Regions from separate parts of the Homo sapiens genome. Here region 2 is linked to region 1. A link is a contact called in ENCODE Hi-C or POLR2A ChIA-PET data. All regions are on one chromosome and are shown on one strand. The core of a region is the stretch at or near the end of the contact, and the rest is flanking DNA. Distances in the headings are between cores, read along the strand shown. Region 1 holds the start of AMER1 (APC membrane recruitment protein 1). Region 2 has its middle 90 kb from the start of EDA2R.

Region 1 (3,599 bases), core at 616-3,115:
GTAGAGGTTTGTGTTGGGGCCTAATCAAGGTGGGAGGAGGTGACTGTAGTGTGATATCTGTGGTCCTGGCTCCTGTCATAAAGGTCCAGAGCTAGCCTTCCCCCAAGTGAGGAATTTACTGGGTCTCGTTGCCCCTCCTCAAAGTGCCCAAGCTTTGCCTGGGCCCTGCAGCCCACAGGGCTCTCCACACCAGAGGTTAATCAAAGGTCCAAGAGCTTACCAAGCCCCCAGTGGCTTCCTCTGTCCTATTCCTCAAAAAGGCCTAGAGAGCCCACTGCCAGAGGTGCACCATGGTGCAGTGACTGTGCAGTGGGTGGTGCCGAATGAGGGGAGCCACACTGGGGGAGGGGGCTCTGCTGGAATCCCGGTGGGGCAGGCAGTCCAACAGTGCAGTGCCCTCTGCCTTGCCCATGCCCACGCCGCTGCAGCAGGCAGGCAGAGCCGCAGAGGAAGATGTTTGTGTGTGGAACAAGGCTCGCCTTGACCCCGCGGCCCTTGCCGAAAGCAGCCTGGCCAAACGGAGACCAGCTCTGCGGGGCCAGTCCAGCTGCCGCCTAGGCGCTTGGGCTGTGACGCATGTAGCGGGCACAGCCCCTCACCACCGGGGGAGCCAAGCAAAGTCCAGCGTTCGGGCGGTCACCAGTGTCAGAAGTGTCTCCAGCAGACAATGACAGGGGCCTGGCGGGCTGGGTATGTTAAGTAACTGCGAAGTTGGAGGGTTTGGCCACCTCGCTAGCTCTCCTGTACACAGAGATGGTATGATACGTTCCGTACTACAATGAGGGCTCCTTCGGCCTCTGGCAAGGAAATGCCCCCCAAACACCGTGCCTATTGCTATTTTTAAACGGGAGGCTGGAGAGGAAAACGCGGCCAGTATCCTCCAAGGGAAAAGGAGGTGAGGCGAGGCGAGGCGGGAGACAAAGCGGCCTTGCAGCTCTAACTCAAGGACTAGCTTGCGCCGCTGCTCTAACCCAAGGACCAGCAAGAGCCCGGCTGCCAGCCAGCCTGCCCGACCGCGGGGGCGGGCGCCAGATGCGCCCGGAGGCCCAGGAGGAGGGGCGCGGCTAGTTGGGGCCACAAGGCCAAGGTTCTGAAGGGAAGTGTGCGACTGAGCTCAGCCCACAGGCCCAACTGAGCTCCTCTGGGGAGGGGGCAGTCTGTGGATGTCCCAATCCACGCCAAAGCCGGTCTCCGTCGGGCCCAAGCCAGCACGCCAGCTTGAGTCCGCAGAAAGGAGGGAGAGGCTGGAGATGCACAGGGGAGGGGAGGGGCGGCAGCCAGGCAGCCGGAGAGAGGGGTGAGCGGTACCCGCGTTACACAGCTGTTCCAGCAAATGTGCTACAACAAAGCTGCAGAGCTCCTGGCCTACAAATGCATGGCTTGGGGTGCTGGCTGGCGGCGCCCTTCCCGGGACTGTGCGGCAGCACGTGCGGGCCCATCCCCGCCCCCCCGAAAGCCGGGAGGCTTGGCCCAGGCTAGCCTGCCTTCCTACCCGCCCTCCCCAACCCCCCTCCCCCCAGCCGTGGTCGCTTGTGCCCAGGGGACTCAAGGCCGCTCTGCCTCTCCACCCGACAGTCCGCAAAGCGGGTTCCAAAGGAGAGGGGCGAGCGACCGGGACTCCGACCCGCCTAGTCCTTAGTGCCCTCCTCCAGTCCGTAGGAGCAGAGCACGCGGGAATGCACCCGACCGCGGGCAGGCGGAGGCTCCTGGCTGTACGCAACGCTTACCCAGCCCGGTCAGGTTCCTAGCCCGGTTATTGTCCGCTGAGCCGCCCTGGGCCGGGCTGCAGCCTCGGCTGCCACGGCTGAGAGCGCCGCCACCGCAGCTGCTGCCGCCGTCGCCGCGGCTCCAGTCACCTCCAGCACTGACTCCCCTTCCCCAGGCTTTGGGTAGCTCCCCCATACCCCCTCCCCCAGTACTCCAAGGCCACCGGGTGGGGCATCTGCGTCCTGATTGGCAGGCATATGGCCCAATCGCTATGGTGGGAAGGCGTGCCCCGGCCCGCCCACTGTTTTCCTTGGTGCGTTTCTCTTTAAATGCAAATAAGTGCAGGCGTGGTGTTGGCAGGGGGCGGAGAGGGTGCGGAACCACTGGCTGGGGCTCCCCACTCCCGCCCCCACGCCGGGCTGGTAGTGGCGTGGCTACACCGTGGCCTCAAGGAGCCAGTCCTGCCCGGATGGGGCTCGCCGGATCGGTTTCGGTTTTCACGCACTCCCATTTCTGTGGCCGCTGTGCATTCGCGGTACTGTGCCCTGGCCGCCACCAGGACGTTTATTCCTGAGCTAGAGGCCGGCGGGGAGTAACGAGGCAGAGAGGTTGAGGAATCTGGGAAGACTGCAGAAACCTAAGGGCCGGCCTATCCTTAGTCGTAGAGACAAGGCCCTGCGGATCGCGCCGCCAGGCCACCCAGAGGAGGGACTCACCTGCCAGGAAAGCTAGCTGCAGCGCCTGCGCCCTAACTTCGTCCGCCTCTCTGGCACACCAGTGCCCTTAGAGACCATAGAGGCCAACTTCCACCCGTTACCGACGGGCCCTCTGCTGCCCAGAGTGGGGAAAGTCCCTCCCCACAGTTACCCAGCCTGCCGGCGACAAGGGCCAATTTGGAATCCAGAGCCCCGGGCTCCCTTTCCAGGATTGCTTTCACTTTTCTTCTCTGAGATGATACCTGTTTCCATAGTTTGACCCTCACCCAAATTTCGCACCTTCTATGGAATGTGGAGGGAATCCCCAAGGTCTCCAGAGTCCCCCTTCCCCCATCCTTTGTGAGCCTGGCTTTCGGCAGGCCTTTTTCCTTGAAAAGTCTAAATATTGAGAGGAAAATCTTGTCTGGGCCCAAACCGGAGGTCAGGCTGAGGACAAAGTGAGGAGGCCTGTACCAGCCTTGTCTGCTACTGTGTGTGGGATGTGGCAGGGAGCCCGGCGAACTTGGGTCTCTAGCCTAAGGACATTAAGTGGCATCAGTGGCTGCCAGGGCCAGGTGAGCTGAGGCAGCAAAGAATCTAGTTCCACCACTAGTTCAAGAATATCCAGAAGGCCCAGCCCTAAAACTCTGTGTGTGTCTAAAAAGGGAGGTGGGTGGATTAAAGCTGAGGATAGAGAGAAGGATTAGAGAACAATGCGTGCTATTTTTGCATTGCAGGAGTGTTCTCTGCTGCTTCTGGGTCCTGACAGTCTTGAAAAGATCCAGCTGCTGAACTGGTAAGAGGTGGACTGCTGCCTCTGCATGTGTAGAGCACAGGAACTGACATGGCTGCTAGGGATCTGACTCTAGCTCTACCTCAGACTTGCTGGACACCTTGGCCAATTCATTTTTTTCTCTGGGCCAGGGCATCACCCCACCTCCACAAGGAGAGGGTAAGCATCATCAGGCTCCCTTGATATCTTTGAGATCTGACAGTTCAACTCATTTTTTTCTATAATATTCCATGATCTTCCACGGAATATTATAGAAAATATAGATGTTCCATGACCTTCCATGGCATTCTATACATTGCCAACAAAAATCAATATTGAACATCAGACTCCCATCCTAGTACTGAGTCTAAATAAACGATGAGGAGTAGGGAGCTGCTGCTGGCTCATTATGCAACTTTTTTCCC
Region 2 (3,599 bases), core at 627-3,126, 2.5 Mb after region 1:
CTGGGAAAGCAACACTCATTTAAGAAATATTTGTTGTGTATTTATTTGGGTATGAATAAATAAAGTTGGGGTGGACTCTATTGTAAGTACAGTATTAAGAACAGAGAATACTTTTAGAATCCTAGCAGACCAAAACAGAAAAGGCTCATGGAGATCCTCCCATATTAACCAATCTCCTTCCAATTTCATAAACTGAGACCACAGAGAGGTCAAGTGACTTGTCACAGAACTAATACAAAGGCAAAGCTTTAAATGTGAAACAGGTCTGATCTGATTTCCAGTCCAGTGCTCGGATTACTACTTCCAGATCTGAAGCTGGAAGGTGTTAATCAGGAAGACTACAGAGATGGAGATGGCAAGTATGAACAGCAAGAAACTGAGGGATCGGAAGAGGACGTCTTAAACTGGGGTTGTGTTTTTCTACATTCAGAACCCCAGAGTTTTGCAAACATTACAGCTAAAAAAAAAAAAAAAAAAGAAAAGAAAAAGGCAACATGAAAAAGACAACATTAGAAGGTCAAGGAATGGTGAATTGTAAGATGTGCATGCTAAAGCAGTGTATCCAGTCTTCGAAGGAAGTAGGTCAGGTTAGAAAGTTGTGATTTCTCCAGTGATTCTTTGCTTAACGACAGAGATACATTCTGAGAAGTGCACTGTTAGGTAATTTTGTCACTGTACTAACATCACAGCATGTACTATGATACAAACTTAGATGTCATAACCTAGGCTACATGGTATAGCCTATTGCTCCCAGGCTACAAACCTGTAAAGCATGTCATTGTACTGAATACTCTAGGCAATTGTAACACAATGGTAAGTATTTGTGTATCTAAACGTAGAAAAGGTACAGTAAAAATATGGTATGAATGATAAAAAAAGATACACTTCTATAGGGCATTTACTAATGAGTGGTGCTTACAGGACTAGACACAATTCTAGGTGAGTCAGTGAGTGGTGGGTGAAATGTGAGAGCCTGGGACATTACACTACTGTTGACTTCATAAACACTATAAACTTGAGCTAGGCTAAATTTTTTTTAAAAAGTTATTTCTTCAATAATAAATTTACCTTAGCTTACTGTAACTTTTTTTACTTTTTTAAAAACTTTTTGATTCATTTGTAATGAACACTTAGCTTAAAAGGGAAGCATATTGTATAGCTGTACACAATTTTTTCTTTATATCCTTATTTTTATAAGCTTTTTTTCTATTTCTTAAATTATCTTTTTCTTTCTTTCATTTTTCTTTCCTTTTTTTTTTTTTCACTTTTTAACTTTTTTGTTAAAAACCGAGACAGAAATATGCACATTAGCCTAGCCCTACACTGGATCAGGATCATCAAGATATCATTAGGCAGCCAGACGCGGTGGCTCATGCCTGTAATCCCAGCACTTTGGGAGGCCGAGGCAGGCGAATCACCTGAGGTCAAGAGTTCGAGACCAGCCTGGCCAACATGGTGAAAAACCATCTCTACTAAAGATACACACAAAAAAATTAGCCAGACGTGGTAGCGGGCGCCTGTAATCCCAGCTACACAGGAGGCTAAGGCAGGAGAATTGCTTGAACCTGGGAGGCAGAGGTTGCAGTGAGCCGAGATCGTGCCATTGCACTCCAATCTGGGGGACAAGAACAAAACTCTTTCTTAAAAACAAACAAAAAAAGATATAATTAGATTATAGAAATTTTTCAGCTCCAGTTCCATGGTAATCTTATGGGACTATCATCATATATGTGGTCCATCATTGACATCATTGATCCAAACGTCCTTATGCGGCTCATGATTATTTCCCTAGGACCACAGTCAGGGAGGAAAAAGATGTACTCCAGCGACCTCTGCTGAATTCCAAAGGCTGCGGCCATAGTTCCTGGTGACGCAGACAGTCTGATAAAAAACTAAAATGGCGGTGTCGCCCGTACACGTCGTGCAGCAGAGCATGACGGAAAGGACTCTGCTGGAACGACTGGCGGCACAGACTTAAGGCCGGACTCCACTCCCCACCCTCTGTAGTTGGGGCTTCATACCCCTGAGCTATGATGGCACCTTATTGTGAAAACGCCCTGAAAGTGCGAAGAGGTCTCTAAGCCACAGGTGTGGCGATGTTGTTGTCATTACCAGGGACATTCCAGTAGGCGGCGATAGAGGGCAGTATGAGTGCCGCAACCACGCCCTACTTTTTCTAGAGCTGGGTTGTTAAATGATAGGGTTTGATAGGGTTTGAGGCCGAGTCAGAGTTTAAGAATGGTGGAATTTAAACTTTAAAGCTAGGAGTTTTCATCTGAGATTCCTACCGGAAATACACAAGGGTTTGTAGCAGTGGTGAAGGTCAGGAAGTGAATTCCTTGAAATAGTATATAAAAATAAAAACGTAAATTTCTCTGCACTTGTAGGGAGAGAAGGTCCATAGCTTTCATCAAAGAATTTGGTGAATCCTTGCCTTAGGGGTTGGGGCTCCGGGCCAGGGACAACATAGTATAACAATAATGCAGAACTGTAGAGCCAGACTTTCTGGTTTCACATCTTTACCTCTCTAAATCCTTCCTATGTCATCTTAGGCAATGCACTTAACCTGTTTCAGACTCAGTTTCTTTATCTATAAAATGAAGATAACAGCTGTGCTGACTTTTTAATAGACATTCTGACTGGCATAAGATGGTACCTCGTTGTTTTCATTTGCTCTTCTCTGATGATTAGTGATGTTGAGCATGTTTTCCTTTTTTAATTTTACTTTAAGTTCTGGGATACATGTGCAGAATGTGCAGGTTTGTTACACAGGTATACATGTGCCATGGTGGTTTGCTGCACCCATCAACCCATCATCTAGGTTTTAAGCCCCTCATGCATTAGGTATTTGTCCTAATGCTCTCCCTCCTCTTCCCCCACCCCGACAGGCTCCAGTGTGTGATGTTTCCCTCCCTGTTTTCATGTGTTCTCACTGTTCAACTCCCACTTATGAGGGAGAACATGTGGTGTTTGGTTTTCTGCTCCTGTGTTAGTTTGCTGAGAATGATGGTTTCCAGTTTCATCCATGTCCCTGCAAAGGACATGGACTCATCCTTTTTTATGGCTGCATAGTATTGCATGGTGTGTATGTGCCACATTTTCTTTATCCAGTCTATCATTGATGGACATTTGGCTTGGTTCCAAGTCTTTGCTATTGTAAATAGTGTTGCAATAAACATACATGTGCATGTGTCTTTATAGTAGAATGATTTATAATCCTTTGAGTATATACCCAGTAATGGAATTGCTGGGTCAAATGTTATTTCTGGTTCTAGATACTTGAGGAATCACCACACTGTCTTCCACAATGGTTGAATTAATTTACACTCCCGATAACAGTGTAAAAGCGTTCATCCCATTCAAGACATAGGCATGGGCAAAGACTTCATGACTAAAACACCAAAAGCAATAGCAACAAAAGCCAGAATTTACAAATTGGATCTAATTAAACTAAAGAGCTTCTGCACAACAAAAGAAACTATCGTCAGAGTGAACAGGTAACCTACAGAATGGGATAAAATTTTTCCTATGTTTATGTTGGCCACTTATGTGCTTTCTTTTGAAAAATGTCTGTTCATGTATTTTGCCCACTTTTTAAT

What was found. Hi-C counts contacts between places; a loop is a spot of excess contacts on that map. ChIA-PET counts read pairs that join two places held with the same protein, here RNA polymerase II (POLR2A). Pooled maps may share reads with other maps.
Region 2: a map of naive thymus-derived CD4-positive, alpha-beta T cell shows a loop between it and region 1 (16-fold over the local background). The contact joins the enhancer-like site here to the promoter of AMER1 in region 1. A Hi-C loop is called at or near these places in 1 of 168 maps with a recorded cell type or tissue (naive thymus-derived CD4-positive, alpha-beta T cell) and 7 of 50 pooled maps. POLR2A ChIA-PET finds 5 or more read pairs at or near these places in 1 of 52 experiments (T-cell).

The regions. Positions count from the first base shown.
Region 1 is chrX:64,203,843-64,207,441 of GRCh38, forward strand. It overlaps AMER1 (APC membrane recruitment protein 1), which reads right to left and starts at 1,866. Exons shown (of 2, transcript NM_152424.4): 1 at 1,728-1,866. It overlaps LOC112268307, which reads left to right and starts at 2,104. Exons shown (of 4, transcript XM_047442706.1): 1 at 2,104-2,242; 2 at 3,140-3,198. The coding sequence starts at 2,177. RefSeq lists silencers at 973-1,032, 2,013-2,112 and an enhancer at 2,243-2,402.
Region 2 is chrX:66,727,060-66,730,658 of GRCh38, forward strand. No RefSeq gene overlaps it. Among named protein-coding and RNA genes, the nearest start is that of EDA2R, 90 kb to the left of the region's middle. Within about 2 kb of position 1,877, at least 9 of the 41 ENCODE cell types and tissues checked have a DNase peak (open chromatin) inside an H3K27ac peak, as active enhancers do.